Linked DNA regions of Homo sapiens: all the other regions are linked to region 1. A link is a loop called in an ENCODE intact Hi-C map of the cell type or tissue named here. Cell type or tissue: PC-9. All regions are shown on one strand.

The links. Peaks named below come from ENCODE experiments on the same cell type or tissue, not always from the same donor. Only the 100,000 strongest peaks of a DNase experiment are listed, where the experiment ranks them.
Region 2: it touches region 1 in a loop (5-fold over the local background); 3 of 110 quality-filtered maps call a loop at or near these places.
Region 3: a loop joins it to region 1, with 7 times the contacts of the local background. A loop is called at or near these places in 2 of 110 quality-filtered maps.
Region 4: a loop joins it to region 1, with 5 times the contacts of the local background. A loop is called at or near these places in 2 of 110 quality-filtered maps.

What each region holds. Positions count from the first base shown.
Region 1 is chr5:32,849,784-32,857,783 of GRCh38, forward strand. No RefSeq gene overlaps it. Among named protein-coding and RNA genes, the nearest start is that of LINC02120, 94 kb to the right of the region's middle. In PC-9, CTCF peaks have their summits at 3,025 and 3,230; no DNase peak of the experiment used is centred here; H3K27me3 peaks cover 898 bases.
Region 2 is chr5:32,764,016-32,772,015 of GRCh38, forward strand. The region is part of intron 3 of NPR3 (natriuretic peptide receptor 3); the gene reads left to right. Among named protein-coding and RNA genes, the nearest start is that of NPR3, 57 kb to the left of the region's middle. RefSeq lists an enhancer at 3,707-4,906. In PC-9, no CTCF peak of the experiment used is centred here; a DNase peak (open chromatin) is centred at 4,286; H3K4me3 peaks cover 291 bases; H3K27ac peaks cover 1,648 bases.
Region 3 is chr5:32,781,444-32,789,443 of GRCh38, forward strand. It overlaps NPR3 (natriuretic peptide receptor 3), which reads left to right. Exons shown (of 8, transcript NM_001204375.2): 6 at 1,450-1,585; 7 at 3,353-3,440; 8 at 4,791-8,000. The coding sequence ends at 4,902. Among named protein-coding and RNA genes, the nearest start is that of NPR3, 74 kb to the left of the region's middle. In PC-9, no CTCF peak of the experiment used is centred here; a DNase peak (open chromatin) is centred at 4,488; H3K4me3 peaks cover 535 bases; H3K27ac peaks cover 1,813 bases; H3K27me3 peaks cover 3,449 bases.
Region 4 is chr5:32,638,522-32,646,521 of GRCh38, forward strand. All of the region lies in intron 1 of LINC02061 (long intergenic non-protein coding RNA 2061), which reads right to left. Among named protein-coding and RNA genes, the nearest start is that of LINC02061, 9.5 kb to the right of the region's middle. In PC-9, no CTCF peak of the experiment used is centred here; DNase peaks (open chromatin) are centred at 1,640 and 4,270; H3K4me3 peaks cover 670 bases; H3K27ac peaks cover 1,053 bases.

The DNA.
Region 1 (8,000 bases):
CAATTAATATTTGTTCAGAAATAATGTCCTCTCATGTGCATGTGCATACTCTACACACACACACACACGCACACCTATGCATATACACTTTTCTTACCTCTTCATTTTCTTTCATGCTGTGTTAGGTCCACAATGCTTTCCTTCACACTCTTTAGTCATATCCTCCTGTTAAGGGATGAATGTTTGTGTCCCCCACAAATACATATGTTGAAGCCCTAAGCCCCTGTGTGGCTGTATTTGGAGATGGGGCTTCCAAGGAAGTAATTAAGGTTAAATGTGGTCATAACGGTGGGGCCCTGATCTGATAAGATTAGTGTCCTTATAAGAAGAGACACCAGAGAGCTTGCTCTATCTTTCTTTCTGTGTGCAGGCACCAAGGAAAAACCAAGAGAACACAGAGAAAGAAGGTAGCCTTCTGTGAGCCAGGAAGAGAGCCCTCACCAGGAACCAAAATGACCAGCAGCACCTTGATCTGGGACTTCCAGCATCCCAAACCGTGAGAAGTTAAATTCCTGTTGTTTAAGCCACATAGTCTGTGGTGTTTTGTTACAGCAGCCTGAGCTAACACATGAACCCATGCTCTTAGACTTACCTTGAATCTCTCTTCCTCTATTAGGTCATTGCCAACTATGCTAGTCCACAGGGACACCGATTATCCAACTTTCTACCAAACTTTTAGATTCCCCACAATTTTTAGAAGCATTGACTTGCCCTCTATTTTGCGTGCGTGTACCTAGTCACCCCAATAAAATATAAGCTGCTGTATGCAGACAGAGGCTGAGACAAATACAAGTCGATGGTGCTAGGTTCCCCTTGGAGAAAGTAACTGCATCTTCTTCTCAGAGTGTTATAGAATTATTTTGTCGCCCAAGGTCACACAAATGGTGTTGAAATAGAATTGGGCTCTATTCTCATAAATCCTAGTCTAGGAGAATAAATAGCAAAAAGGAGAAGAGGAATATTTATTGGGTAACAGCAAGAGGAAGCCAAGAAAGTTAGAGAAAGAGTGACCTTGTGTTAGACAGAGAGGGCACTTGATGGGGAACTAGAGAAGCATGAAAAAGGGGAGAAGATTGGGTGTGTGGATCATTCAGTGAAAGCTGATGAGATGGTTTTGTTTGTTTTGCCTATTTTAAGGTATTTAATCACTATACTTCAGTCTGTTTTATCTAATTTGTACAAATTTATGGAGTACATGTGCATTTTCTGGGGTACATGTGCATTTTTGTTACATGCATTGATTGCATCGTGGTCAAGTCAGGGATTTTTGGTATTTGTCAGGATGTTTTTGAAGTCCAGCTGAATCTGGGTTTGCATATGGCTCTGGAAGCTTGAAAAAATTACCCTTTACCTTCTATCTTAATTTCCTCATCTAAAAAATAAGGACAGCCTTTGCCTCATCAAATGGGCATGAAGATTACATGAGAGAATGTAGCTGAGGCTGAGAGTAGGGGAGTGCATAAGTAAGAGCCTGTGCTACTGCTGCTGTGGGCCAGTGCGGCAGGAGGGTGAGGGTGAGGCCGCAGTAAGAGGGACAGGGATTGGCAGGTTGCTGTCTGCAACGCACTGAAGCAGGAAGGTGAGATGGGAGAGAGCGTGGAGTAAAGCTATCATAATAGGGGAGGAGAAGCATGGGCATGGGTGGGCTATTCCTGTATTAAATTCTTGCAGTGGAGGGAATTAAAGCATAATGGAATGTATTATTCTGTGCTCTGTTCTGTGGCAGAATTTAGCAGAGCCTCAATTCTTTTTTTTTTTTTTAATTGATAAAGTACCATTGTATCTCTGGGTCTTTATCTGTAAGCACTATTGAGTTGTGAATGTTAAAAAGAAATTAGGGTTACAGCCCCAGGGCACCATCTCTGAAGACCTTTGTGCTGTCGAGGAACAACAGGAGCATTGCTCTATAAAGCTCTGTATCTATTTATCATCTCCCCAGGGGCTGTTGTAGCCAAGTCACAGCGAAGACCTTTTAACATCTTCCCTAAAAGCTTTGTGCCCAGTTTGACTAATTCACAGCCCCGCTCTCCCAGCATAGCTTTTTCATCTCTCTTCTCTTTTACTACAGAGGTTCTCAATTAGGCTTTTGCGGAAAGGCTATCAGGAATAGCAGAGATTTTTCAAAGTACACATGCCAGCAGCCTGTCTGAACAGGCTTCAGTCATGGGTTCCTCATTGAGACAGTTGATCACATGCAGGCCTAAACTTTCCTTTTACACCTTGTAGTCACATCTCTGAATCAGTCACCTGTTATTTTATACCTGAGCTTGTGGAAACCTCCTCTTTGAGTCCTCATCGTCAGATCATGTCTCGTCGGTCCTTCATCTAAATTCCTTAATTAATCTCAGGGATTCAGCTGCATTCCATGAAGAATGGGCTTATAGTTTAGCCCTTATATTTTCAAGAGGTAATTGTAAATAACTTTGCAACTATTTTAAAACTTCATTGAAAAAGAACTGCAGATCCACTAGATGACAGGATTCAATCTTCCAACTTTCTGCAGAGGCTAAAATTTATGGGAAAGAACAGGGAATTCGCTTGTGACTCAGCAGTGTGACCAGCACTACTCCCTGGGAAGGGAAGAAGAAATCAATGGACAAGGGACCTGAAGGGACTTGTCAGACCCCAGGACACTCTACCTAGGAGGATAGAGTCATGACCATTTTCCCACTCCCTTTTAGGGAGGTCCCACAGTCCAAGGCATGGCCTAGATATATTGTTTCCAAGGCAAGAAGAACCCTCTGGGGGTATTGAAGAGAATATTCTAAGAATCTTTTAAATCAACAGCTTAGCCTCTTGACCATGAGGAATGTGCCCTCCCCAGGGATGCCTGGAGAAGACGGAATGTGCACCAGCCGCGGAGCCTTACCTCATCCTCCTCCCGTCTCTGCTGGCCTCTGCTCTGTAACGTGATAGCAGGACCTTTGTGCTCTCTGTATCTGCTCTCTGGGAGAAACTGTGAGCTGGACTAACTTGCCTTTCGTTTCATCCATTTCCACCTCCAGTGACACTCTACACCCTTATGCTGCCCCCTAGTTGCTCGAAGAGTATTTTGGGGATAGGCAGTATATCAAAGTTTGCAAACTGATAGACCACTTACAGATGTTTCATCTCGAGTCTTTTTTATTTTTAATTATAGGTACCAACATTTGTAATTCAGGAGATAAAATTCCACATTTCCAGGTTCTCTTGAAAAACAACTCCAAGTTCTAGCCTCAACAGACCACATTTCCTCAGGTCACAAAGCTATCCCTTTTAGTTGGGTCTGGGCTCTTCAGTTTGCATTTGCTACAATCCTTACTCCTCCCTTTTACTTTAAATGGATCTGTTTTACTAGATCATTATGACTATTTTTACCCATGTGCCCATAGATCATTTTCGACCTCCAGTGTAGAGATATGATTAAGCACACAGACATTCATCAGATTTGAACCTCAGCCTTAGTGATGGAGAGAACATTACTTAACACCAGACATCATATTTTTCTCATCTGTGAAATGGGGATAATAATACCTACCTCATAAGTTGTTATGGAATTAGATAATTTCTGCACAGCACCTAAGAATAGTATCTGGCTCATAGAAAACTTCCCATTAAGGACGGCTCTTTCTAATACACCTAATAGGGCACTCCTCTCAAAAGCTGTTCCAGGTGTCATGCACCTTTCCTAACCCCTTCCCTCACTTCTCATCTTCTCTCTGGTTGTTCCCAACTCATAAAAACAATCAATCAAAAATTTTAGTCACTCACTCAAAAATTTGGAATAGAATATCAACTAAGTGCCAGTCAATGTGTTAGGTACGGGGGAAAATAGTGCAGGGGAGATACATCTCTATGAGTAACACAAAGTCTCATGTCTCAAGGAGTTCATGACCTATGGTATAATAATGTTATATGTGATCAGAACTATAATTGAGCTATACATTAGGCCATGGATCACTAAGGAGGGCACAGCAATGAAAACAGTTGTTATAATCACTTGTATTTGTAAGTAGTGTGCTCCTAAACCAGCTCTCCTCCAAAAAAAAACAAAACAAAACAACTCTCTGTCACATTTGTCAATTTCTATAGTGTAAATACTTCTACTATGGCCAGTTTCAAGCTACCAATGGCTCAACGATTGACTCTTGTGGCTCCAGCACACACTGTTTGTACATACCTTTTTTATACAAAGCCCCTTTACAAGCACTCTCCTAGCCATAGCTCTGAGCAGGCACAGCTTGGATTATTGTCTATTTCAGAAAGAGAAACTGAGGCTCAGAGAGTTTTGTGACTGTCCCAAGATCACAGAGATGGTGAATACAGTACCAAAGAACAAGGCTTCTCACTTGACTGCAGCCCTGCCCTGTACAGTGCTCCTTCAACTTTTTGGGACACTGGAGAATTAAAAAAATTTACTACCTATGCACCTTTTGTACAAAGCTACAAGAAGACATGTTTCACTAAAATGTGGGAGTAACTAAGAAAGAGGAAGAATGTGATGCAGGCAATAGGCATCCTGCACAAGAGAAAAGTGCAGGGAATTTCAAGGATGTCATTGGTTTTTTACTAAAAAGTCATCTTATGGGGACAGCCTTGCAATAGGTCTAACGTTCAACAGATTCAGACTGAAGTATGTCAGAGGCCCGGAGGAGAATTTTTTCAAGAAGAAAAATTAAATAAAAGGTTGCAGATGTATTCAGAGGAAATGTACCAAACTGGGAAGAGTTTGGTGGTGAATAACAAGTAGATGCAAAAATAAGCAAATGAAAAGACAGAATAATGATTAACTCTAGGAAAAATCAAAGCAGGACAAATAAGGTAACATCATTGTAGCATAATATAGATCTCAGATTTCAGTAGCATTTACATAGTTAGAATAATGTAAACATTAAATATTGATTTAACCAATATGATGATGTAACCATATTTAGGAGAAGAGGAAGTAAGGGTTTATTCAGGTGGTGGGAGTTGAGGGGTGTGTGTGTGTGTGTGTGTGTGTGTGAACAGTTAAATATTATCACATCTAAAACTAAAAATGAAAAATCAAGGGATAGAATTATGAGCTTACATTTGACTAAATCAAAATGAAAATACTTATATATCAAAAATTTATTGTAGGTAAAGTCAAAGGGCAAGATTGGGAGATAATATGTACAACACATTTAGCAGATAAATAATTTGTTTCTAGATATATAAAGAATTTTACATGTAGCTCACGGATGAGTAGAATCAATATTGTGAAAATGACCATACTGCCAAAAACAATCAACAAATTTAATGCAGTTCCCATCAAAATACCACCATCATTCTTCACAGAACTAGAAAAAACAATTCTAAAATTTATATAGAAACAAAAGAGAGCCCATATAGCCAAAGCAAGACTAAGGCCTTTATTTCATTCCTTTGTGTGTTTAGGTGTGTTGCTGTGCTGACTAGAAATTACAGCATAATGTTAGAGAAATTGTACTAGCAATTAAAATGTCAATTTATGTGAATTTGAAAAAATGCATAAAAATCCTACATGTAAACAAGAAAAAAATACAACTCAAAGAAAAATAAGCAAAAGCTCTGGACAGGAAATACAGAGAAGAGTCACATATGGTCAATACATATATAAAAAGATATTTAGCTTCATTAATGATCAGAGAACTAAAGAAACAATACAATTTTACATTTGTCAGATTGGTAACAATCTAAAAACTTTTTTCATTGTCAATTTTGTACAATTGTAAAAAACACGTAACACACAATTTACTATCTTAAACATTTTGAAGTGTGCAGTTTAGTACTTTAAGTATGTTTTCGTTATTGTGAGCAAATACCCACAACGTTTTCGTCTTGCAGATCTGAAACTCTATACCCATTAAACAAAACCTTCGCTTTACACGCCCCCTGCCCCCGCAATCTGTCCGTGGTAACCGCCATTCTGTTTTCTGTTTCTATGAATTTAACTACTTTAGATTCCTGATATAAAAGGAATCATGCAATATTTGTCCTTTTGTGCTGGCTTATTTCAGTTATCATAATGCCTTCAAGGTTCATCCATTTGTAGCATGTAACAGGATAGCCTTCTTTGGAAGACTGAATAATATCCTAATATATATATTATCTAACATAATATATTATATAACATATAACATAATATATTATATAACATATAATATATTATATAACATATAATATATTATATAACATATAATATATTATATAACATATAATATATTATATAACATATAATATAATATATTATATAACATATAATATAATATATTATATAACATATAATATATTATATAACATATAATATATTATATAACATATAATAGATTATATAACATATAATAGATTATATAACATATAATAGATTATATTATATAACATATAATATAATATATTATATAACATATAATATAATATATTATATAACATATAATATATTATATTATATAACATATAATATATTATATAACATATAATATATTATATTATATACATTATCCTAATATATATACACACATACACATATACATATATGTATATGTATACACACATACACACATACACACACATACACATGTATGTGTATACATATACAAATACAATAGAGAGCTATTTGTATATGTATACACACATACACATATACATATATGTATACACGCATACACATGTACATATATGTATATGCATATGTATACATATAGATGTATACACACATAGATATATATACATACCACATTTTGTTTATTCATTCAACCATTGATGGACATTTGGGTTGTTTTCACCTCTTGGCCATTGTGAATAGTGCTGCTGTAAACAAGGGTATACGTATATCTCTTTGAGATCCTGCTTTCTTTTTTCCTGGATATTTACCCAGAAATAGAATTGCTGGATCATGTGGTAGTTCTACTTTTAATTTTTTAAGGACTCTCCATATTGTTCTCCATACTGGTTGCGCCTTTTTGCAACCCCATTAATAGTGCACAAGGGTTCTAATTTACTCCATGTTCTTGTAAACAATTGTTATTTTTTGATTTTTTTATACTAAGCATCTTAAAGAGTGTGAGGTAATATCTCATTATGGTTTTGATTTACATTTCTCTGATGGTTTGTGATGTTAAGAATCACTTTAGTCTTTAATGGTCATTTGTATATCTTCTTTAGAGAAATGTCTAAGTCTTGTGCTTATTTTTTAATCAGGTTATTTGATTTTTTTGTTGTTGAGTTGTAGAAGTTCTTTATATATTCTGGATACTAACCCTTATCAAGTATATAGTTTGTAAATATTTTTTTCCATTTCATAGGTTGCTTTTTAACCTACTGATTATGTCTTTTGATGCACAAAAGTTGTTAAATGATATTATTTCATTAGTTTATTTTTGCTTTTGTTGCCTGTGTTTTGGTGTCATAGCCAATAAATCACTGCCAACCAAGACCAATGCCATGTAGTTTTTTCTCTATGTTTTCTTTTAGTAGTTTTATAGTTGTAGGTCTTATGTTTAGGTCTTTAATCCATTAAGAATTAATATTTTTATGTGGTATAAAATAAAGTTCAACTTTATTATTTTTTAATGTTGATATAAGTTTTTGCGGTACCATTTATTAAAGAGAATGTCCTTTCCCCATCGTCGAGTAGTTTTGGCACTCTTGTTGAAGACCCTTGGACCATATACATGATGATTTATTTCTGCGCTCTCTATTGCATTTCACTGGTCTATTTTTCTGCCTTTATACCGGTACCACACTGCTCTGATTACTGTAGCATTGGAATATATTTTGAAATCAAGAAGTGTGGGTCATATAACTTTGGGTTTTATTTTTTCAAAATTATTGTCTATTTGGGGTCCCTTAAGCTTCCATCTGAATTTCAGGACAAATTTTTCTATTTCTGAAAAAAAAGGCCACTGGATATTGATAGGAAATGTGCTGGATATGTAGATTGCTTTAGATAGTATGGACATTTTAATATTAAGTCTTTCAATCCATGAACGTGGGATGTCTTTCCATTTATTTGTGACTTC
Region 2 (8,000 bases), 86 kb before region 1:
GGGTTTTCATGGAAAGTCTGAGGCATTCCCCAGTTTCCTCTAGCTTGGTGGGGTTCAAACTCCAAACTCTCTTCCGCACAGAGGGCAGCAGTTCAGATGTTCCTCAGCTTCTCAGCCTACCCTCTTTCTACTGGACTCCTGATGTCTCCTTCGTGCATGTGCAGTTTAGGGATTTACCATGGACAGCAGAAGTTTATGAAAGACTTGGGTGCTCCTTTCTCTGTGGCTCTGTTCTTCCCAGGAATTACCCCCTTGATATCAGCTCTCACCTATCTCTTCTGATCTTTAAAGCCAAGAAGCTTGTGACCTTCTGCTTGAGTGCCAGCTGCCCCCTGCTTCTGGGGCCAGGGGGTACCCTCAAGGGAAAAGCCCTGTCAATTTAGTTTCCAAATAGTGTTGTCTCTTCTTTTGAGGGTCAAATCTCTGCTAGCTACCGTCTGCATTTGGTCAATTTCTAGTGCTTTCAAGTAGTTCTTCAAAAAAAGAATTTGGCCGGGCACGGTGGCTCCTGTCTGTAATCCCAGCACTTTGGGAGGCCGAGGCGGGTGGATCACCTGAGGTCAAAGGTTTGAGATTAGCCTGGCCAACATCGTGAAACCCTGTCTCTACCAAAAATACAAAAGTTAGCCGGGCGTGGTGGCGGGTGCCTGTAGTCCCAGCTACTTGGGAGGCTGAGGCAGGAGAATTGCTTGAACCCAGGAGGTGGAGGTTGCAGTGAGCCGAGATCACGCCACTCCATTCCAGCCTGGGTGACAAGAGTGAGGGTCCATCTCAAAAAAAAAAAAAAAAAAAAAAAAAAAAGAATTTGTCCAGGATATAGAATTATTTTTGGAGAGAGTTAATCTGATACAAACTATGCCACCACTACTGGAATGCTCTTTTTAAAACATAACAATAATTCTACTAATCACACCAAAAAGTTGCCAATGATTCCTTAATTTTACCCAAATGCAGGGAATTAAGTTTCTTGTGAGGGAGATAATATTTAGTTTAGCTTTTTTCTTTTTTTTATAGCAAAGTTGATAGAAAAGCTTTCAAAAAAATGAGTTTACTCATTCCCTGGCTGAGAAGCATATTGTTACTAGGTTGGTGCATTAAAAGTAATGGTAAGTACCGCAATTGCTAATAGTTATAGCGTGAGCATCCCTGTCTTGGTGTTAAAGCCTGGAAGTCTTCCCCTTGGCAGCAGCTGCTGAGCCAGTTTTATGGTAATCTCAGGTATTCAAGACATGGTCAAGAGCAAAGAAGTATGTGACAAAGGCCTCTGAGCAGCTAAAATAGACATATAATCAATTAATTTCATCACAGGGGAATCTTTCAAATCCTCACTTGGAACCTATTTACCCCAATTTTAAGTACAGCTATAACAAGCCTTGTGATTTCTTCCCCTAGCTTATAGAACATTAGTGGGAGTGAGTGAGAGAGGGGATGATGGCATGCTATGGGCAGGCACGATGACAGTGGCAGGAAGTGACTGGTGACAGCAGCATTAACTCCAGTGAGTGCAGTTTCTGTATTTGACGCAGGGCTAGGTCCCAGTGTAACAAAGATACCTGAGGTTTGGCTTGTGCATCAGGGAGCTTGTGCAGTATCGGGAACACAGATGCGCAAAAGTGCAAAATGGACTGGTGAGTGAAACAATAACAAATTTTCACTGAGTGCAGTTATGGAAGGAAGGAGGAATTGGATGGTTCAGAGACGACTTCAGTGAGAAGAAGTTCGCTGGCTCACATAAGGTTGATCTCTGTGTCCGTAGGGGTCTTTGGAGGATACAGATGACACATTGAAAGGGAATCAAACGGAATCTATAAATAAAGGCACTATTTACAAAGCTATGTTTAGGAAAACCTACAAAGGATGGTTAAGAACCCCAGGGCCTGTGAACATGGTGGGAAGCTGTGACCTTCCCTAGACCAGAAGGAGCAAGAGGAGGAAAAGTTACCAGAGCCTGCAAGGCCTGTGGCAGTAGGGGTTGCGGGGGGAACTGCCTGTGGCATCTGGTCTGGGAGAGCAGCCCCTGGCATCCCACCTTTATCTCCTCTGCCCTCTCACCTCCTGCTAATCCAACCGGAAGCCAGAGGATGGCGGGGGTGCCCATTGGTGCTGTGGGTATATATCAGCACAGAGCTGGCTGGAGAAGGGCGGGAAGTGGACTGGAGGAGTAACCTGAGAATATCCAGCAAAGTTGAGTAGAATTTTGTACTCTAGAGGTCCCTAGCAGGAAGGGGACCAGCAGCCAAGGGGAGAAAGCATGGCAGGAAAGAGTGAGGGTCATCAGCTCATGTTCCACTAGTGTGGACGAAAAAATAATATCTGAAAAACACAAGTCTGGTGTCAGCATTGTATAGACAGCAGAATCCCAACCTCAATAGTGGTGGAGGCAACTGGACTGCTCATGATTGTAGCATTACATATGACAGTCAGCATGTTTCTGTTACCAAGACAGCAATGTCTGCGGTTCATTTTAGGAGCATTTCCAATCAAAGGTCTTTAGATTATATAAAAAGTTTTGATACTTAGAGAAATGACATTAAGGAACCTGGAAAATTTGCTTATTTGTAACATCTCTTTTTCCTAATGAGACTGGGTAAATGAAGTTTTACTACATTTATTATTATTATTATTGTTATTTATCAAGGTTATTACTGTAATTATCACTCCAGAACAAAGACCCTTCAAAACCAAAGTCATCTTATTTCATAGTGAGTGCTAGTTGGAAAACATTTAATCAGTAGATCTTTTATTACCTGGTGGAGCTGCTGATGTGTTTAGCTGCTATGTGAGGTAGGACGCTCATCCTTCACGTCTGGCTTATTTAGAGATATCTTTGGTGAGTTCACAACTTAGCAGAAATCCTGATTCACTTGACCTGAGTCAAGCTGTTGTTAGCTGTTGGTTTAAAGACCAGGTTGAGATGAGGGACAATTAGCTTGTTGTCTTACGTACTGTTTTGTCCTTTCTCTTCCATCTTCTGCCCTCTCATTCCCTCTCCAGGTGCAGTTTCTGTTCCTCCCTCACCCTGATGATGGGTTGGAGGTCAACTCAGTCACAGCAACTGAAGGACATTGTCAGTCTTAGTCTTGTGTCATTTGTCTCTCACAGCATACATGCTCACTTGTAGAGCCACCCAAGTATTGGCCAATTAAAAACACAAACTGGAGCACAAAACTGTTTTATCATATTTGCTGGCTGAACAAATGTGTCAATAGGATAAATGTTATAACTGGGCAAGCCAGCTTTAGACTCTTAAAAACTTGCCCACTCAACGTTTTCTTGAGTTTTGACCCCATCCACTGACCAAGATCTCTTTTTCCTGTTCGGAGGTTGGTCAGACTCTCTGTCATAGGATAATAACAGTACCCATCTATGAATGTTTTGTAAGGTGCAACAGAACTCAAGCTATGTTTACATAACTCCTAGCATATAGTAGGTGTTCAATAAAAGTTGGCTATTACAATTATTGCCCAGCAGTGAAGAGAACTGCTTGACTTTGTTTAATTTAGCATTTTGTAAACCTGCTTAACCAAAATACTTCTATTTCTAGAACCATTCATTAACATTTCAAGGAAGGCTACTGTTCTGTGGAATACAGCTTGGGAAACTCTAAATTAAGAATTGGACAAAATTAAACTGTTGGAGTTGGGGTTCTGGATCTTAGCTTAGTCCTCACCACACCTTGAAATTGCTTAAATAAAAACAGGGAAGTTTCATTTTAGGGTATAAAGCAGAAATGAAAAAAAAAAGCCATCCATATAAAAACCTGTATTTTTGTTCATCTCTTCTTTGTAAACACATCTCTAGGTGACTCAAAAAGTTCAAGGGAAGCTGTCCGAAGTTCTCAGGACAAGTTTAAGAGGGTATCATGAAGTCAGAGAAATTAGAATTACATGCTCCTTCTGATTTTGGACGATCAGAAGTAATGAGGCCAGAAATTGGGCCCCTCCTCTTTCCCTGCCTCCACCTCCGTTTGACCTGATCACCCCTCTTCCTGTTTGTATTGCTGCCCGGCACAGTTGCAGGGTGAGTGGGATGCCTGCTCCTGATCCTGCTCCTCTTCCCGCCCTTCTCCTGTTGGGTTTTGGTTTATGCCTTTGCCTACCTCAACTTCGTGCCTTGACAGGACACAGACCTCAGGGAAGAGAGGCCTGCATGTGTCCCGAGCAGTCTTGTGGGGGTTGGGTCACCAGCCTTTCAGAGGCATGTCTGGCTGGCACTGGTGAATCATCAGGGCCTAGGACAAACATCACTCACTTGGTCATCTGAAGGCCAGGAACGATTGTGTCATTATGTATGTGCATTTCTCAACTAAGCCTTCAAGAGGGTGATGGGACGAGAAGCATCTGTATATGACGCATGTGTGACACATCCAAAGGGCAAATATATCATATGACCATATTCCCTGCATGAGCCTTGGGAGAATTTTCAAAAGTCATTCTCACTTACTTGTGCTCCATACCCACCAATTCCAAAAACTGATGCCTACAGAGATCTCCTTGTTGCTTCCCATGAACAAGACCAGCTTTCCTTGCTGAGGTGTGCTTATGCCTCTGGATTCCGTGTGCCAGCTGTGTGACCCTCTGTTGTCCCTGTCATTACAGGAGGTGAATGAGGGCCCTAACTCTACCTAATGATCTTCCTAAGACTGCTTTTGTTTAATGATCCAGTCTGTTCTAGGTCATGAGAGAGAAAACAGTCTGCAGGCAGCCACACCTCAGGAAGGTCCAAGTTAATTTGCCAGCCCAGTGCATTGCTACCAGTTCAGAGCTGAGTCCACGATGGGGACAGTTATTTGGAAAACTTAGGTCAGATCCCACCCTAAGTAAGTTCTAACTTCAGTCGGGGGAGCAAGAAGTATGCCAGAGGGTTCAGAGATGCTTCCACTATGCACAGAGTTGTAGATGAAGACCCCAGCTCTCTCCCTGTGGTGCTTCCTGTCAGTCACCTGCCCTTTGCATTTTCCCAGAGTTCCACTGGGATAAAGGCGCAGATTTTCAGCTTAACTTTCCTCAAGGCTAAAATACGTCATCAAGTGACCAAGTGAGAATTCCATGAAGACAGGCCCACTATAGAACAGGAATTGGGGTCTCTGTCAGTAAGAAAGAGACCTCCCTCTGTTTGGTGCTGAGGAGGCTGTGAGGCTACTTGGTTTATGGCAGTTGCTGCTGTGACCCTAAATTGTACACTTATTTTAATGATTTAAAAGGAAATTGAACAAAAATCGATATTCTATTTTTAAAGTCTAGGTACTGTATTATATTTGTAAAGTGTTCATCAAATGCAGAATGTCCTTTAACCCTCGTGCTATGCACACAGCACTCCCAGACTACTTCCTTCTGCTATCTACCACCTCCAGTGGTCCAGGAGGGCTGGACCAGTTTCAATTCAGGTCAGAGAAGGTGGTCCAGCCATTGTTCACTATGATGAGGGACAAGCCTATGATGGGCCCATCTCTTCTCTTACCTACTTTCCATCCAAATTTCCCTTTCTCTCATCTCCCCTTCAACCAAAATGGGTGGTTAGAAGGCATGTCTTTTGCAAGAGAGTCTTGAGAAATGCTGCCTGGCACCCTTAGTTTCCCTCCTTTGCACTGGGAACCACTGGTCTGTGGTAGGGAAGGTAGAACTACTGTGTGCTATGCTTGTGTTCCCGTGAACACCAAAGGCAAAGCTCCAGGACAGCCTAGCTAAGCATTGAACTCGGTCACTTTCTTCCAGCAGCCTCTATCTGAGAGCTTGACAGGATTTGTCAGTTATCCAGCAACCCCAAGAGCTAGACCACTCTCACTTTACAGAACAGCTGAGGCCGGCAGCGTTCTATGCTGACTTGTTTGGAACACAGGCATTGAGGGATTCATCTAACTATGAATTTGTGTCTCCAGAAAGAAGTGAGAGCGACGTGGCTCGCTGCCACGGTTGGGAGCCAGGCTGTGAGCACCAACTCTTTGTGATCAGTTAGAAGATAAACAGCAGCAACAACAGGATTTCTATTCAGCTCTCCCCATGATAGAGGATCTAAAAAAACACTAATAAATCAATGTGGCTGGCAGGTGCTATCAGAGAGGAAGGCCGGGGCAAAACAGTGTTCTTCCATTCTGGCCAGCTGCAAAGGACAGAAGCAAGAGAATGGAGATGACAGGCCTGGTACAGTGGCTCATGCCTGTGATCCCAGCACTTTGGGAGGCTAAGGTGGGCGGGTCACTTGAGCTCTGGTTTGAGATCAGCCTGGGCAACATGGTGAAACCACATCTCTACAAAAAATACAAAAATTAACCGGGCATGGTGGTGCACACCTGTAATCCCAGCTACTTGTGGGGTTGAGGCAGGAGGAACACTTGAACTGGGTAGGTCAAGGCTGTAGTGAGCTGAGATTGCACCACTGCACTCCAGCCTAGGTGACAAAGTGAGACTCTGTTTCAAAAAAAAAAAGAAAAAGAAAAAGGAATAGAAAGAAAATAGAAATGAAAGGAACGAGAGTTAGCGCCCTCTTGTCATGCTACCTTGTTTTGGCAAGAATGAGTGGAAGATGGTGAATGATTTTCATCTCGTTGAAAGGCCACTTTATTTGATAAACAGCACCAATAATGATTACCCTGGAGCTTGGCTTTCAGCGAGGCCCATGTCATAACTTCGTAACTTGCATGCACAGAGCCCATCTACCTGTTTGTAGGTAGCAGTGGTGCTGTTTGGTGGAGATTGGAAACTGCATTGTTCTCTTCTCCCAGTTTTCTGAGCATCTAGCAGAGGAAATGGCTGCATGTAGGAACTTAATTAAGACTTATGGCTGATGATAGTAAGGAAAGCTTCCTGGCAATAAAGGATGCTAATTACTAGAACAGATTGCTCCGTGGGGAAATCCCAGTTGTTTACCTGTGATAGGTAACAACAGCATAACGACAGCATGACCTGTGTTAGTCAGGACTTGGACTTTGAGGTTCAAGGGTTGTTCTGTCCAGAGGCAGGGGACATACCAGCTGACCTTGTTCCTTTCAGCCTGGAGGGCCAATAGGAAGTGTTCTTAAGCTAACTTCATACATGGTTTTTTTTTTTTCTCCCTTATTTTTTTCTTAATTTGCACGTCGAATTTTCAGTGTCTACAATGTGCTAATGGGCTTTCTTCCCACTAAAAATCGCGTGTAGATGTGAGAATGTTCTTCTCAAGAAAAGCCGGTCTCTGGGGCTTTGCTTCTGGCTTGAGGTCCTGTGGGGTAGGTGTTATGAAACCTCCCCCGCAGTGGGCGGGGTGCCAGCAAACCTCAGCAGGGTCAGCAGCTCTCCTGCTAATTTTGGCAGGAGAGGGAGACACTCAGCCACCCTGAGAAGAGAGAAGGTAAATTTTGCGATCCATTTGCAAATCAAGCTAGAATGTATTTTCAGACCTGGGTGTGTATTCAGGGCCCGTCTATTTCCTTCTACCATTAAACCTGCGAGGACGAAAGTAACTCAAGTTCATTGTTCTCCACCACGTAATCTTTCTTCCTATCCTGGATTGTAGCGGGGGCAGCTCAGAGGGCATGTCAAGAAGGAAGGAAGGGGAAGGGCTATACAGGATATGGTGCTGGGGCACACAGTCAGTGCTTTGGGTGATCAACATCAACGTGGTGGTCCTGGGTTAGGATTTTGAGGATGGGATGGAAGGAGGAGGACGAGAAGGGGATGGGTGATGCCCGGTGGCTGGTGCTTCACAATTTAAACGAGGCCTGTCTTAGGAACCCCAGGAACAAGTAGCTTGCAGGGCACAACCCTTGTACAATAAGAACAGAATGCGGGAAGACTGAGGAGAGCAATGAATGCTCTTTGGGTCCTCAAAGTAAGAAGGGAATTTGATCAGAGCTTTCCGAGGGCACCTGGCATCTCCCATAGGCCATGACTCTGTGATTCTCTGACTTCCCTCTGTAGCTGGCTGGCTTCTGTAAAATTATCAAAGAGAAGATAGACCTCAAACTTAAAAAAAAAAAGTGAACTGAGAATGAAATTACACCGCTACAGTTCACTTATTAAAAT
Region 3 (8,000 bases), 68 kb before region 1:
TCCTCTGTTTCCTTGATCGCTGGCTCCCAGGGCATTGCTCCGGTGCCCTTCATGGGACCTGGCATATGGGACTTGCTGTTTTCCTCTTTGTATGTATCAGGTTGGTGCAAAAGTAATGTGGCTTTTGCCATTATTTTTAATTATTTATTTTTAATGACCAAAACCTCAATTACTTTTGCACCAACCTAATAGATGCCTGGCTCTTGTGGGAAGTTCTGAAGCAGCAGGAGTCACCCTCGCTATGTTTAATGAATGATTGTTTTGCCCACTGAGTGGTCTGGGTCTCATCTGTATTTCTGGTTCCCCCTGGGAAAGGTGGGTAGCGACAGTTCATCAGAGTCCATTGTGAGGTTGCAGGGGTGGAGGTGTATAAAGCCCTTGGCAAGTGCTCAGTACACGCCAGTGATTGTTATATTTTGGTGGCGATCTAGACTTCCTCTAGACCTGACATGGCCTGTGAGAACCTGCTGTACCTCTGTCAGGAGAAGGGGAGATGTCACCAGCCACTCGAGAGCCATGCGCTTGTTTTCAGACAAAAGAGAAATGACTTCCAAGAACCTGGGTGGGAAGGCACTTCTAGACTGGGGCTTAGGGAGCTGATCCAACAATCATTTTAACCAGAAACTGAGGGATGACCATGGAATTAAACCATAACAGAATAATGATTTTCCAGGGGCCAGAGGAGCCAATTAAGAGAAACAGAATTCTGCCTGGAAATGGGGGTGCACATAGGGTGGGTTCATCAGAGAGGAGAGTGCAACTCTTGAAGAAATAGTCTGGCAACCGGAAGTGGTGAAACAGGAGGTTCCTGAAAGACGCTCTTTAATTATATGTTGAACAATTGAGGGCTGTGAGGCTGGGTACCTGTCATATGCTTAAATCGGGTATACGGTGGACCCTGGCTGTCCTTCACATGTCCCTGAAAGTAACTTGGGCCTTACAATTGGCTGACGGGGTGGGCTGCTCTGGGACAGATGGGTGGGATAGTGCCTTATCCGATGAACAAAGCAAAAGCCGGGAATTCCGAGATTATTCCTTTTCCACGAGGGGGTAGTGACTGAAGAATCCTAGGGGCAGCACTGACAGGGCTGGGCCTTCAGTGAGTGCAGAGCCCAGGGGACACCACTCTCACCGCTTCCCACATCCTGCTCTGGCACGACCGCTCTTAATGCTCTCTTGAGAGCACCATCAGCGACTTCAAATCTTGACTTGTGAAGTCCCCAGAACACACCATGACCATCAGTGTGGACAACCGAGGAACGTGCCCAATGTACCACGCTTTTCTGAAGCACTTGCTGTCCTTGCCCTGGAGACGGTGATTTGATGAAATGCCCAGAGGCAGCCAGTTTAGATCAGGCTGTACATTTTGGGGAATAGCTGTGGAAGGCTGCGAGCTTTGTGCCTCCTTTGACTTTTTGGTTTGTCTATTTGTTTTTTGCCTCTATATAGGTTATTGGTGATTATTTTGGAAAAGAAGGTCGTTTTGAAATGCGGCCGAATGTCAAATATCCTTGGGGCCCTTTAAAACTGAGAATAGATGAAAACCGAATTGTAGAGCATACAAACAGCTCTCCCTGCAAATCATGTAAGTCTGGAGACTTAATTTGCTATGTATGTCATCACCTCTAACCTCAGTGTAATGTAAGTTTAAAACCCAAGTGTTTCTAGGGCCTTACATTTTGGAATTTTACATTTCTTTCTCTGATGTGGTAAAACGCATGGGAACAGTTCACAAACTGGCATCTTTCAGGTCTTCCTTCCCTTCCAGTCTTCTCTTCCACAATGGTAGAATGTTTCTTCCTATTTTTACATCTCTTACTATAATCTCTTGGCTAGGTCATGTTTCCACTTTTAGAGAAAATCAAAATATCAATTAGTAAATATCACTCCCTTATTCATCTGTCACAGCAAGTCTCGTTCTGATTTTTCAAGTTTGTGGTTACTTTCCAGCTCCTCAGAACCAAAGAGATAACATCCTTTAAACATCTGAACATTTACACATTGGCAAATAAGTGTAAGATGTATTACTTATGAGCAGCTTTGTATATAAGTAGAGAAGCAATTGGATGTTCTCATAAGTAGCTTACAAATAGGAAAGCTGTTAGAAATAATTGTTTTAGAGAATAAGGTAGTGAGGGAGAACAAAGTGAATATAGGTCCTTCAGGAGGCCAGTTGATCATTTTAGGCTAATATATGTGTGCTTTTGAAAATATCTTTTAAACTGTTAGGTATTTATGTCTATGCAATAATTATGGGAAGGAATTAAGGAGGAAGTGTTTTAAGAACACACTGGGGAGACTGGGCCTGTATTTGACATCCCACTGTTGTTACTTGCTGGTTTTGTGACCCTAGGAGTCTTCCTTCAGCTTTTTAAGCCTCAGTTTTCCAATGTGTGAAGAGAAAGAAATGTGCCCACCTAAGCGTTTTGAGGGCTGTTTTGAGGATTACACAAGATAACACATTGAAGGGCCGCGTACTAAACTCTAGATACAAGTTAGCTATTTATCACTTTTATATAACTGGGATACTACTGAACTTGATTGTTTCAAATTGTTATCCACATTTTCCAAAGCTATGTAGGACATTTTGACATGAAACGCTGGCTTTGGTGAGAGAACATCTAAAAACAGAACATTGACCCAATGAATTTTTCATCAAATCTTCTAGCACTTTGAAGTGTCACCATCCATCTGTGAAAATAAGAAGCCCTGGGTCAGTGCCCTGGTCCATCTGGTTGTCTTCTTTGACTTTATTTATTTATTTTGAGATAGTCTTGCTGTCTCACCCAGACTCATGTGCAGTGGTGTGATCCTGGCTCGTTGCAACCTCCACCTTCCAGGTTCAAGTGATTCTCTTGCCTCAGCCTCCTGAGTAGCTGGGATTACAGGTGCCTGCCACCACACCCAGCTGATTTTTGTATTTTTAGTAGAGATAGGGTTTCACCATGTTGACCAGGCTGGTCTCAAACTCCTGACCTCAGGTGATCCACCCACCTTGGCCTCCCAATTCTTTGACTTTAAACTCAAAAGAGAGTGGCTATATCTGAAATCTTCAGTTCCAGTTTTCCTCTGATTCTTGAATTTTCTTCTGTTCTCACTGTGTCCACTCTCTTAATAGTGTTTTTGTTTATCTGGCACTTTCTCAAGTGGTTCTTAAGCTTTGCACTGGGCAAAAACAAACAAACAAAAACATAAAACAAAAAACAAGTGTAGGGTCCCTTAGAAAATATTTCTGAAAAAGGAAAAGTTGCCTCCAATGGGAAATCGAGGAACTTCTTGCAATGAATGAAACTCGAGGCATTTCTAACTGTATCTCCAAATGAACCCTGATTATCCATGCTTCTTTTTCAAGCAGGTGGCCTAGAAGAATCGGCAGTGACAGGAATTGTCGTGGGGGCTTTACTAGGAGCTGGCTTGCTAATGGCCTTCTACTTTTTCAGGTGAGGACGGTTTGTAAAGGTACAATTCACTCTCTTCTGCTGTCTTTGTCATTTGATTTTACATGATTCTCTTTGTGATTTGTCCACATCCCTCTTTCACCCAGGAAGCACGGTGGTTAAAAAATCTCAGCCATTCTTTTGGCAGGACCCCAGGTTTGGTGTGGTCAGTGGTTTAGCATACTGGGTGCCAGGGTCATGGGTTTTGACTACATCTCACAGTGGGACAGAGAGCTGCTGCTGCCCTTTGATCACAGATTTTTTTTTTTTTTTTTTTTTTTTTTTTGAGACGGAGTCTCAGTCCCCCTGTTACCCAGGCTGGAGTGCAGTGGCACGATCTCTGTTCACTGCAACCTCCACCTCCTGGGTTCAAGCAATTCTGCCTCAGCCTCACGAGGAGCTGGGACTACAGGTGCAGACCACCATGGCTGGCTAATTTTTTGTATGTTTATTAGAGATGGGGTTTCACCATGTTGGCCAGGTTGGTCTTGAACTCCTGACCTCCAGTGATCCATCTACCTCGACCTCCCAAAGTGCTGGGATTACAGGTGTGAGCCACTGTGTCTAGCCCTTTGATCACAGATATTCTGACAAGAATTCCTACCACCCACCAAGTGAAGCAGTGGGGAGGGAATCTGGATAAAGGGGGAAATCAACTTCCCCCTTCTCAGGCTTTCTCCAATTCAGAAATAGATGCCTGGGCTCACCTTAAAGAGGAGGAGGGAGCTTTGCGTAGCCCATGCTCTCAGGCTGATCTGTGCTCAGTATCTGGAGAGCCCACATGCTCATTTGCCACTGTGGTTAAGCTCCAAGGCTTGCAAAATTGTAATAATGTACGTGTGTGCACTGGTACTGATTGTTCTGCCCCGTGAGGGTGGCCCATTCCTTTGTAATCTTTGGTGGTTGAGTTTGTGGTTTATTCATAAGTCATTAGAGCAAGGTTTCTTTATTTCTGCATGGGATTGTAACTAGGCATATGTGACCCTTTGTGGGAACAATTGTATTCCTGTTCCTTTGGCCACAGTACATGTAATTTGATCTTTATCAAGGGCATATCCTGGGAATCAGGGAGAACTTCTGTAGCCTAATAGACAAGACCTAACCCCCAAGGCACCCAGGGAAGAAGGGGAAGGCTTGTTCTGTGGTATTTGGGAAAGCATGCCAATTTTCTCTCTTGAATAAGGGCACCATGCCTGGGGGCACACTACTTTAATCTCTGACCAGGGTTTCATATTCTGTCACTTCTCATTTATCAACTGAAACCCAGATGTCCCTTGAGGGCACTCTTTGTAAGAGAAACCATGGTATTTTGTAGCCAAGTTTTATTACCACATTCACTTTCCCTTTACCCAGGAAGAAATACAGAATAACCATTGAGAGGCGAACCCAGCAAGAAGAAAGTAACCTTGGAAAACATCGGGAATTACGGGAAGATTCCATCAGATCCCATTTTTCAGTAGCTTAAAGGAAGCCCCCCACTTTTTTTTTTTCTGCCTGAGATTCTTTAAGGAGATAGACGGGTTGAAAGACATCAATGAAACAGAAGGGGCGTTCTTGAAGAATTCATAATTTTAAGCAGTTAGTAATTTCATTTTAAAATTTCTGTAGAAGCTCAGGAATTATGATTAATCACCATCTGCCTCCAGGCCTTTCATCTCATGACAAACAAATATAATAATGATATCGTGTCACTCTGTTAAATGTTCATACTGTTTCAAGCCCATATGATTAGATTTATGTTTTTAAAATCTGTTGTCTCCATATCTTGATGGCTTTTGGGAGCATTTCACACAAGGATATAAAATGCGGTTTTCTTAAATGAAATGTTTTGTAGCTAGAATAAAATCATTTTTACAAGTACAGCATTCTTGGAAAGAATTTAACACCCAAAAAGGGGAAAATGTAATGAAAAATCTCAAGGTTGGAAATACAGCCTTACTCTCTCTAGAGCTGGAGGACAGGTTTGTGGTTGAGGACTTCTCTGTCCGATGTCTACATTCAGGTTCTGACTTCATATCTTGAAAAAGGATTTCCTCCCTGTCTTTTTCAGTGTCTCATAAACGCTACTCTGGATTGTTGTAAATATTAGTGAGATGGGAGGATTTACAGAAGAAAAGCAAGTCAAAAATATTTCCTTTTTGATGTAAAAAAAAAAAGCCCTATTTCGCACTAACATTTTATTTTACAAGTATTTTAATCTTATATTTTGGTATTAGAAAAATTTGTCTATTTTTTCATTTTGAAGATTAAATGTTGCTTACATTTTAAAAGCATGGGTGAAGTGTACAACAAACCAATAATGATAAAAAATACTTCTCTTTTTCTCCCTGTTTCCCTTTTTCCCTTGGCCACAGCCAAATGCTAATTGCTGCTTTAATTACAGAGATGTGTAAATGTATTCAGATTACAAACTCTACAGGAATACATCAACATTTTAACTCTTTTGCGTTTTTACTGTTTAACTGTTTTAAATGCAAGTTATTTTAGGGTGACACTCCTTCCAGTTCTGGCCAGATCATGAGTTTCAAGATCAAGAGTAAAAAGTTATTAGAATTAAACAGTTTTATAAAGGGAGGCAGCCCTTTTCCCTCAAGAACAACTTTGTTGAGAGTTACTACTTGACAGCAAGCACAGAAATGACAAATTTAAAACTTTTACACATGGCATTTACCAAAATTCCCAGTGATTATTTTGTTTAAAAGAGGGAACCTAAATATCTACTCTATTCCCTTTCAGTTAACTCCACAGAACTTTGTAGGCATCCATGAATACCTGTAATAGTGGGTTAGGTGTGGAGATAAGGAATTTGGACAAAGTTGAGTAAGTTTTTACTGGGTATCTGCTTTGCACCCAGTAGTCTGCAACATGAGTTTAAACTCAGGTTACTACTTTCACTTATACTTTATGGAGAAGATAGACAGTGAGGGAGGAATGGGAAGCTGTCATGAGAGTGCACCGTCTTGGAATTACATAACTGGGGTCTTTCCTCAATAACATTTTGAGCATCTGAAAAATAGTTTAAAAAATTGTCTTAATATCTATTAAAAGGCATGTCTAGTGAGGAAACAGGAGAGTCTGAGCAATCCCTTGGTGGCGATGAAGGTGGTAGTTCACACAAGTAACAGTGGAGGCAAAGGTAAGCGCAAGCTGCCTGTCCCAGATGCTGGCCCATGTGTGAGTGCTTCCCTGGAGAAGTCCGCTTCTGTTGCTCCCACCTGAGTCACAGTTAACAGATTATTTCTGTGTGAGGCACATTTCCCTTCTGTTGTTTAAGAAATGGGAGCTGGGAGGCAGCTGAGAGGGCGTGATAAAAGAATTAAGTGTGATCAACTGAAACAACTATGTTGTAGTTCTCCATGCTGGATGCAAAGGAAAAAGTGTCGAATTCCAAAAAGGATGGAAGAAGAAGGCAAGAAGGGCAAACTCCAGAAGTTCTAGTGCAGGAAGAGAGTTTGAGAAGTAAAATCCAGGCAAGCAAAGCGTTGTACCACTTGGGACTCCCCAAAGTGAAACAGCAAGGAAGGATTGTGTCCATCTTACTTACTTGAATTGGAGAGCTTGTTTCTCTCTCATTTTTATTTTTCAATGATGTTTTCTTTATATTTTAGAGATATTCATTTTCTCTTATCTTGTGCTTGTAAAAAGCATTTACATTTCAAGTCTATGTGCTTATTACAGGGGAAAAATAATCTACCTGGTTGCAGTCTTTGAGTATAAACATTTCTAACCTTTTTAAAACTTCTATAGCAGCCCATTAACACTAACATTTTTAGAGCAAATATATTCTATTTTAACTTCAGGTAGAGGAATAGTCCTAAACTTAATATGATAGCTCTAGATAAGATCTTAGAGATAAGTGAGCATTTAGTATTCTAAAAGTGGCAGAACAAATCATGAGGTTTCTGGATGCTATACCAATTTAAAATCAATTCTTATGTTAATATTGATTGCTTATTTACATGTCAGTCATCTACTTTTTTTCTTTGAAATCTGCATATGGGTTACAAAAACTCTGTTAGGTTTTGAAAATTCCATTAAGTTGGAAACCTTGGTTAAAAATGTAGGTGCCTGGCCCATGGTTACCCTGGATTCAGGTCTCTCATGATTATATTTGGGGATTTACGTTCCTAACTGCTAAGCAACATCTTTGACAACTAGTAATTCATACTCTACTAGTAGTCACATGTCATATAGTAAAATAAATAGGGCTTTAGTTCTTAAGTAATTCTATAGGATTTTACCCTGAAATCCAGGGTGTTCAGATTTCAAAAAGGATAATTTATCAGTATTTTCTCATCCAGTCAAACTTCAGCTGACATTGATACAGGTCAAAATGCGTAGATGCTTTTTGGTGTTGGAAATAAGTGTCTGTCTTATGGTCATCATTGTCTTCTTAGATTTTTGGGTAGGGGGGCCAGGTAGGGGGAGACTCAGAAATAAAAGCGTTCCCCAGATAACTTCAATCTGGAAAGAATTTTTTGTATAGAGTCCATCTCTCCCTCAAGACTGACCACAGGTTTCATGAGAAGGTCCCTGAAAACATCACATTTCTCTGAAGAACCA
Region 4 (8,000 bases), 210 kb before region 1:
AACGCTGTTCTTGTTGGGCTCTGCACCCTGCTCTGGGCTATCAGGGCTCTTTCGTCTCCTGGTGAAGATGCCTATCTTGTTCTGTGTAGCTTTAGGACTGAATGGTTTGAGAAGAAAAGAGAAGGGAAGGGGAAGAAGAGTTATAGGTACTTTTATTTTTAGAAACATGGTCTCAGCCAGGCATGGTGGCTCACTCCTATAATCCCAGCACTTTAGGAGGCTGAGGCAGGCAGGTTGCTTGAGCTCAGGAGTTTGAGACCAGCCTGGCCAACATGGAGAGACCTTGTCTGTACAAAAAATACAAAAATTAGCCAGGCGTGGTGGCATGCATCTGTAGTCCCAGCTACTCGGGAGGCTGAGGTGGGAGGATGCCTTGAGCCCAGGAGGCAGAGGTTTCAGTGAGCTGAGATTGTGCCACTGTAGTCCAGCCTGGGTGACAGAGCCAGACCCTGTCTCAAACAAAAAACAAAAAACTAAACAAAAACAAGAGACAAGGTCTCATTCTGTCACCCAGACTGGGGTGCATTGGTGTGATCATGGCTCACTACAGCCTCAACCTCCCGGGCTCAAATGATCCTCCCATCTCAGCCTTCCTAGTATCTAGGACTACAGGTTCGTTCCACTACACTCAGCTAATTATTTTTATTTTTGTAGAGATGGGGTCTCCCTATGTTTTCCAGTCTGTTGTTGAACTCCTGGGCTCAAATGACCTTCCTGTGTCAGCCTCCCAAAGTGCTGGGATTATAGGCATTAGCCACTGTGCCTGGCTTATGTGTACTTTTTAATAATAAAAACCCTAACCCCACTAAATAAATGTTGAGCCATTTGAAAAAATAGCGTTAATTTGAAACTGTGCTAAATTGTTGTCCTGCCTGGGGCATCTTTGTGTCACTGCTCAGCCCTGGCTGTCAGACCCTCCTATTTATGTCTCAGTTCCTTCCTTCTGTGCAATCCCCAGGACGTAGGCTCCTCTCAGCTTCCTTCATCTTCCTGGGCTTCACTGCAGAATTCTCCATGATTTACCTTCATTTTCCATTTTTGACTATCCCATTTCCACCACGTTCTTCCTTTTCTAAATATACCTCTCAGGAATGACTTGGGTTTACTGGTATCAGAATTCTCAGGCTTGCCAAAGAGATGGATAGCAGTGAAGGTTTTTTGCTAGAATTTGTTTATTAGGAACTTGTAAGAGAGTTTCTAGACATGTTTATCCTTGAGTCTGGAGCTTTTTCATAATTACTTTTTTTTTTTTTTTTTTTCTGAGACAGAGTCTTACTCTGTTGCCTAGGCTGGAGTGCAGTGGCGTGATCTCGGATCACCACAACCTCCACCTCCTGGGTTCAAGCGATTCTCCTGCCTCAGCCTCCCAAGTAGCTGGGGTTACAGGCGCGTGCCACCACGCCCAACTAATTTTTGTATTTTTAGTAGAGATGGGGTTTCACCATGTTGGCCAGGCTGGTCTCAAACTCCTGACCTCAGGTGATCCTCCCACCTCGGCCTCCCAAAGTGCTGGGATTGCAGGCCTGAGTCACCATGTCCAGACTTGTTTTTTAAGACTTGGCATTCCACCTGGCACATCACAGGCAAGTGATGAATGACATCCAAGGAATGTTGAGTTGTAACAAGTGATCTTGACTAATATTATGCCCCACAACGTTTGAACACCTGCTGAGCTAAAACTGGAAAAAGTGTTGATTCCTCTCTGCTGACTTTTAGTCTGTTGAGTGGCTTGTCCCTTTGTGTGTGGGAACTAGTCACCACTGGCCTTTAGTAATAAAACGTGGAGCAAAGACCCTCTTCTGGAATGGACAGGTGTGAGCTAGGCGATGTGTCTGACTGTGCCCACAGGGGCCATTGCTGTAGACACCATGTGTCATCTTTTCTTTAGCAGAGGTTTTTCTAGGTCCAGATCCAGGCTATGCTGTTCTGTACATCACTGGACACTGGGGCAATGGGTGTCCTTGCTCCCAGATTAGGAGTGCAGACCCCAAGAGTCTGGAGACACACTCAGGTCACAATCTTTTCTTTCCTTATGCTGGAGGGCAGACTGGGCCAAAGAACTCTGCTTGGAGCAAAGGGATCTGGATGAGATTATGGCTGACCACACATGGTGTTATTAAAGACTGAGTAACCCGCTTGGCAAACATATGAACATAGAAATGTGTTCTGATGTCTTTGGGGAATAAGAACAATTCTACAGTCCTGTGGGTGGAGGGAGGAGTTTTCCCTGAAGGGAGTGGAGAATCCAGCCACCAGCCATCCTGAAAAGAGGCTAGATTTGGAGGAGGAGGTCGGGACATAGGAGGTGGGCCTCAGCTTAAGCTGGAAGAAGAGCTTTCTCCTTTCTCTGAGGCCTCAGGTTATGTAGGCCGGGCTGCCTGCCAGAAACCTCCTGCTGCGGTGGGGTGCCCTGGGCCACGAGGCCTTAAGACAGATGGGAACGGACCTAGAACAAGGTGCAGTTTTTTTTTTTTTTTTTGAGACAGAGTCTCGCTCTGTCTCCCAGGCTGGAGTGCAGTGGTGCGATCTCGGCTCACTGCAAGCTCCGCCTCTCGTGTTCACGCCATTCTCCTGCCTCAGCCTACTGAGTAGCTGGGACTACAGGCGCCCGCTACCACTCCCGGCTAATTTTTTTTTTTCATATTTTTAGTAGAGGCGGGGTTTCACTGTGTTAGCCAGGATGGTCTCGATCTCCTGACCTCGTGATCTGCCCACCTGGGCCTCCCAAAGTGCTGGGATTACAGCCGTGACCACCGCGCCTGGCCAAGGTGCAGTATTTTAATGTTTTCTCTATGTTGTATTTCTTTTCCACGATTTCAGAAACACACACACACACACACACACACACACACACACACACACACACGCAATTAAGTTTTATTCTCATCACCTAGAATGGAAAAACAAAACAAAACAAACAAACCCTGAAGCTGTGGTAGATTTAATCATCTGTAAAATAGGAAAAATAGGACATACTACATCGGATTGCTGTGTGAATTGAGTGGGATAGCCCATTTGAGCCTCTTTTCATCTTGCCTAGAGCACTCCATTCCTATCAAACAAAGCCAATTCTTTACTCCATGGTTCTTTATTTTGATAAGCATCCTCATGTGTGTCATGCTGCCTCACAGCATTTTGGTATCTGGTTCATCCAAAATTGTTGTAAAGAAACAATGACATAAAACAAAATGATGAAATGTCAAAGTGGCTGGGCATGGTGGCTCATACCTGTAATCCCAGCACTTTGGGAGGCTGAGGCGGGAGGATCACTTGAGCCCAGGAGTTCAAGACCAGTCCGGGCAACATGGGAAGAACTTGTCTCTACAAAAATTAGCAGGGCGTGGTGGTGCTCACCTGTAGTCCCAGCTACTCGGGAGGCTGAGGTGGGCGGATCTCTTGAGCCCGGGAGGCAGAGGTTACATTGAGCCAAGATTGCATGGCTGCACTCCAGCCTGGGCTACAGAGCGAGATCCTGCCTCAAAACAAACAAACAAATGAACCCCTCCTCAAAACCCCAAGAAACAAATGTCAAAGTGAAAAGAACTTTGGAGATGCTCTAGTTAAGAGGCTAAACTACAGAGTGAGACCCTGTCTCAAAACAAACAAACAAATGAAAACCCCCAAAACCCCAAGAAACGAATGTCAAAGTGAAAAGAACTTTAGAGATGCTCTAGTTTAGTTTCCTAATAGTGCTATGTTGGTTTTCGGATGGGACAATTCTTTGTTGTATGGGACTGTCCTCCCATCACAGGGCATTTAGCAATGGTCAGTTCTCTTAGTTTTTTTTGATGATCAAAAACATCCCGCACATTTCCAAAGGCCCCTGGGAAAGGAGAAAATATTGTTCCTTTTGAGAATCACTAACACCTTCATTTTCACTAGAAGGCAGGCCTAAGAGGTCACATGACTTGCCAAAATGACAGAGTAAATTAAAGAGCTAGAAAAAGAAACCCAGGCCTCCACTCCTGCAGGTGAGTCTTATTATCTTCTATTGAGTTAGAAAGTGAAGACAATGACATGCTTGATGCTTCCTGTAAGACACTCCCTTCACCCCCAACTTTACACTAACAGAGGGTTAATCCATAGATTTCTTGATATTTCCAATATTTTCTAATTTTTTTTCACATAAGGCAGTATAAAAGGTGAGATTGAAAAGTGAGAAGTGATGCAGAAATCTCTAAAAATTTTTGTGTTATCACCCAACTCTTCCTTCACTTTGAACTGTGCAAACACTTTAACTTGCCCAACCCTACATTCTTTGAGTATGACCAACTTCATCAGGGGAGTTTTCATACAAAGATATACAATGTTGGCAGGACATTTTATCCTAAATGTATTACTGTTAAAGGCAAATTCTTTGAATATCTGACTGTAGAAGTTAAGGATAATTACAGTTTGTGTAAAATGAAACTAAACATCGGGAACCACTCTTCATAAACCAAGTATATTAACTAGTTCTCTTAATCTACTTAATGGGAATAATTTTGACCTGTTGAACTAGCACACACAAGACTGCTTTTTCTTATGGGGGTGACATGAGAACTATTCTCTCCTGAAATATTATCAGTGCTGTTTTTTCATGTTTCCAATACACTTGTAAACAAGGAATAACTATAAGTTATTGATTGATAATAATGATAGGGAGTGATTCTACCAGTAAATCTCTCTCATCATAATATACATGGACACCAGATAATTCATAATATGCTAATATTAAACTTTTTGAGATTATTTTAGAAAAATACATGTAAAATTTAAACCTTCTTTCAGAGTTATCTTTATCTCACATATGAAAGCATTTCTTTTCAAACAGCAGTTCTTTTTCCTTTTATTTTAGCTGTCATAATTCTTAATCTAACTCAGCCATAAAATTCAGAATAATTTTTAGAATTTATTTAGAAAGTCAATGCATGTGAAATTTGGTTATGTTGAGTTCATCTTTTTAAGTAAATCAGAATGTCACTTAGCCTTTATGGATCAAAAATATTTCAAAATCAAGTACTGCATTTTACAATTGGTAGAAAGTAAACTTCTCCATCTGTGCCGTTACTCAGAGGAATAGCTAGATAATTATTAGTAATTAATTTTATTAACTTGTTTATATTTATATGATGCATATTTTACAACTGGAGAAATGGTCTGAATCCCAACATCTACCCTATGAACTCAATTTACGTGTTTGGATACCATTTGAGAGTGAAGCTAAATAGGTTAATGTATTCATAGAAATTGGAGGTTTCACCTACTTAATAGCAATTATCAAGAGGCTGTAAGGTATTTTTAAAGAAATGACAGTATGCAAATAGCAAGGGGATAAGAACAATCAGAATGCATATGGAAATTTTACACCAAATATATATCTAGGAATTTATATAAGTGAGTAATTGTAATACCCTTTGAAGGGTTCATCTTAGGAGGCCACACATTGATTCTAAGAATGATGTAATTGCTCTAAACCACTGTTTCTCAAACTGGATGTCATGATCCTTTGGATTTCCAAGGATATCATCTCTGATAACAATGAGTTCTCCATAAGAATGTTTAAAATCTACATTTATATTTTTAAAGAAATCTTAAAAAATTTAATATCAGCATGTTATAGATCATCTGGGTGACCATCTCATAACTGAGCACTGGAAAGGATTTTTATGCCCCTGTTTGCATTTGTGATTCCAATTCACCATCAAATAATACTACTTTATCATGGGCTGATAAGAAAAGAGTAGAGGCCAGGCGCGGTGGCTCATGCCTGTAATCCCAGCACTTTGGGAGGCTGAGGCAGGCGGATCACTTGAGGTCAGGAGTTCGAGACCAGCCTGGCCAACATGGTGAAACCCCATCTCTACTAAAAATACAAAAATTAGCCGGGCATGGTTGTGGGTGCCTGTAATCCCAACTACTCAGGAGGCTGAGGCAGGAGAATCACTTGAACCCGGGAGGCGGAGGTTGCAGTGAGCCGAGATCGCGCCACTGCACTCCAGCCTTGGCAACAGAGCGAGACTCTGTCTCAAAAAGAAAAAAAAATAAATAAAATAAAAGAGCAGAGATATTTTCACACCAAATGGAAGGCCAAGAAAGGACTTGGCTCTGCTTATCCCAAGGTTTTCTAGTAGATTGAAGGGATAACGTGGTGGGAGAATTGAGTCTTCACAACACATGCAATAGCATAGCAGTGCTGAACTCCAAAATACTTGCAACGTAGCAGTTGTACTATATTCACATTGGGAGCAGCAGATCAGTTTCAGAAAAGTATCATTTGTCAAGTTAAACTTATATGGGTAATTTGAATCATAGTGGTTTTGTCATTTCATTTGAATTGCATTAAAATTTATCGTGGATTTATAATTTTATAAGTGCTATAAATCCAAGGATCATTACCCCTGGTTTTATGTTGGTACACACCTAAGTAATCTTGCAGTAAAAAGTATTTTAAGACAACTCTAGAGGGTCCGTGAGAGCTTTTCTTTTAAACATTTTTATTTTTTAAATTAAAAGTGATCCTTTTGATACAACTTCACACTGATCCTTTGTTAACTAAAAAAAGTGATCCTTTTGAGAAACAGTGCTCTGAGCATTTTGGACTGTTTCTTTAGGAATTGCCTCTATAGTGCATCTTTTTGAATGTTTCCAATAGGATAAATCTTGCTCCTCCGATCACGGATGTGTTAAAGCCACTGTAGCAGACATCTTGTATCTGTCTGCCCAGCACCCATGAAACCTTTTGGTTAGTGCCCTTCTGTGTTTCTTTCTGGAATGCAATCTTGGTGGAACTGTCCATCACAGAGCCCCATCCCCTTCATCCCCTATCCCCAGGCCAAGGGCTAGACAGGGGATCCAAATGATGTCAGCCAGACTCTCGCTGGAATTTGAGGCTTGAAGTGGAGTGACACAAGAACTGAAAATAGTTGAAGCTGATTCATCCCAATGGTGGCGGCCCCAAGAGGCTGTCCCATTAGTTCCTGCGACGTCATTCTCTGGTTTTGACTGGATTCTGTCCTTCTCAAGACTGGCTGATCAGTGGTTGCTTTAGTTCTGTGGCCACCATTTACCTTTCAACAAATCCTGTTATTTTTGGTTAATTTAGCCAGAGTTGGTTTCTGTTACATGCAGCCGTTGGCAGAGTCATAAAAAGTAGACATCTGGCAAAAAGGCTTAGTGACAATGCTAGGGAATTTTGTTTGGGGTCACCCAAATATGTGAAACTGAAGTCATAAGAATTAAAAAATATGTGTAGCCATTATTGGGGCTCCTCATCTGGCTGTATTCTGTCAACACTGTTGAAAGAGCTGTGGTGCCTATGGCTTTAGGATCAAATAGAGATGGCTGTCTCACTTACCAGCTAAGCATAACGTTGAGTATGTTACTTGGACTCTCTAAGCCTCAGCTTTGTCATGATTTCCTCGTAATATTGAGGATAATAATGGTATATACCTCATGGTATTGTTGTGAAGATTAAATGAGATAATACACATAAGACACATAGCAAACATTACAAATATAAAGTATTGTTATTATGATTTTGACGTTTGACAGTCATTGAGCTATATGCTGAGGATGCAAAAGTAATAAGAGAAAAGAAATATAAATCACTCATATTTTTCTTGGAAAAATGTTGAATTTGTATGGAAGAAGTATGTTGATATTCTGCTTCAACTGGAATGCAACATCCCCAAGGGAGTGCTTAATTAATAGCTGAGTTGGAGTAGAAAGAGAAGAGAAATTCCTGCTGGCAAAGTAGGGGGAAAGACAGTGTTTGGAAGCCAAGGAATGACAGAGTGGAGATTTTAGGGTGAAAAGTTATATAATATGATCCTTTTGGTTGACGCCACAATATTCGTCAAAGACTACCAAAATTTCACAAAATGATCGTTGTAGTTTGATTTTAAAAATAGAAACTGAGACTAAGTTTTGTACCTTGGTTGCCATGGATACAGAATGGAAAATCCAGCATATGTAAAATGCAAGGAATAGTTGTCATCTGTTATATTTCTGGTGTGCTA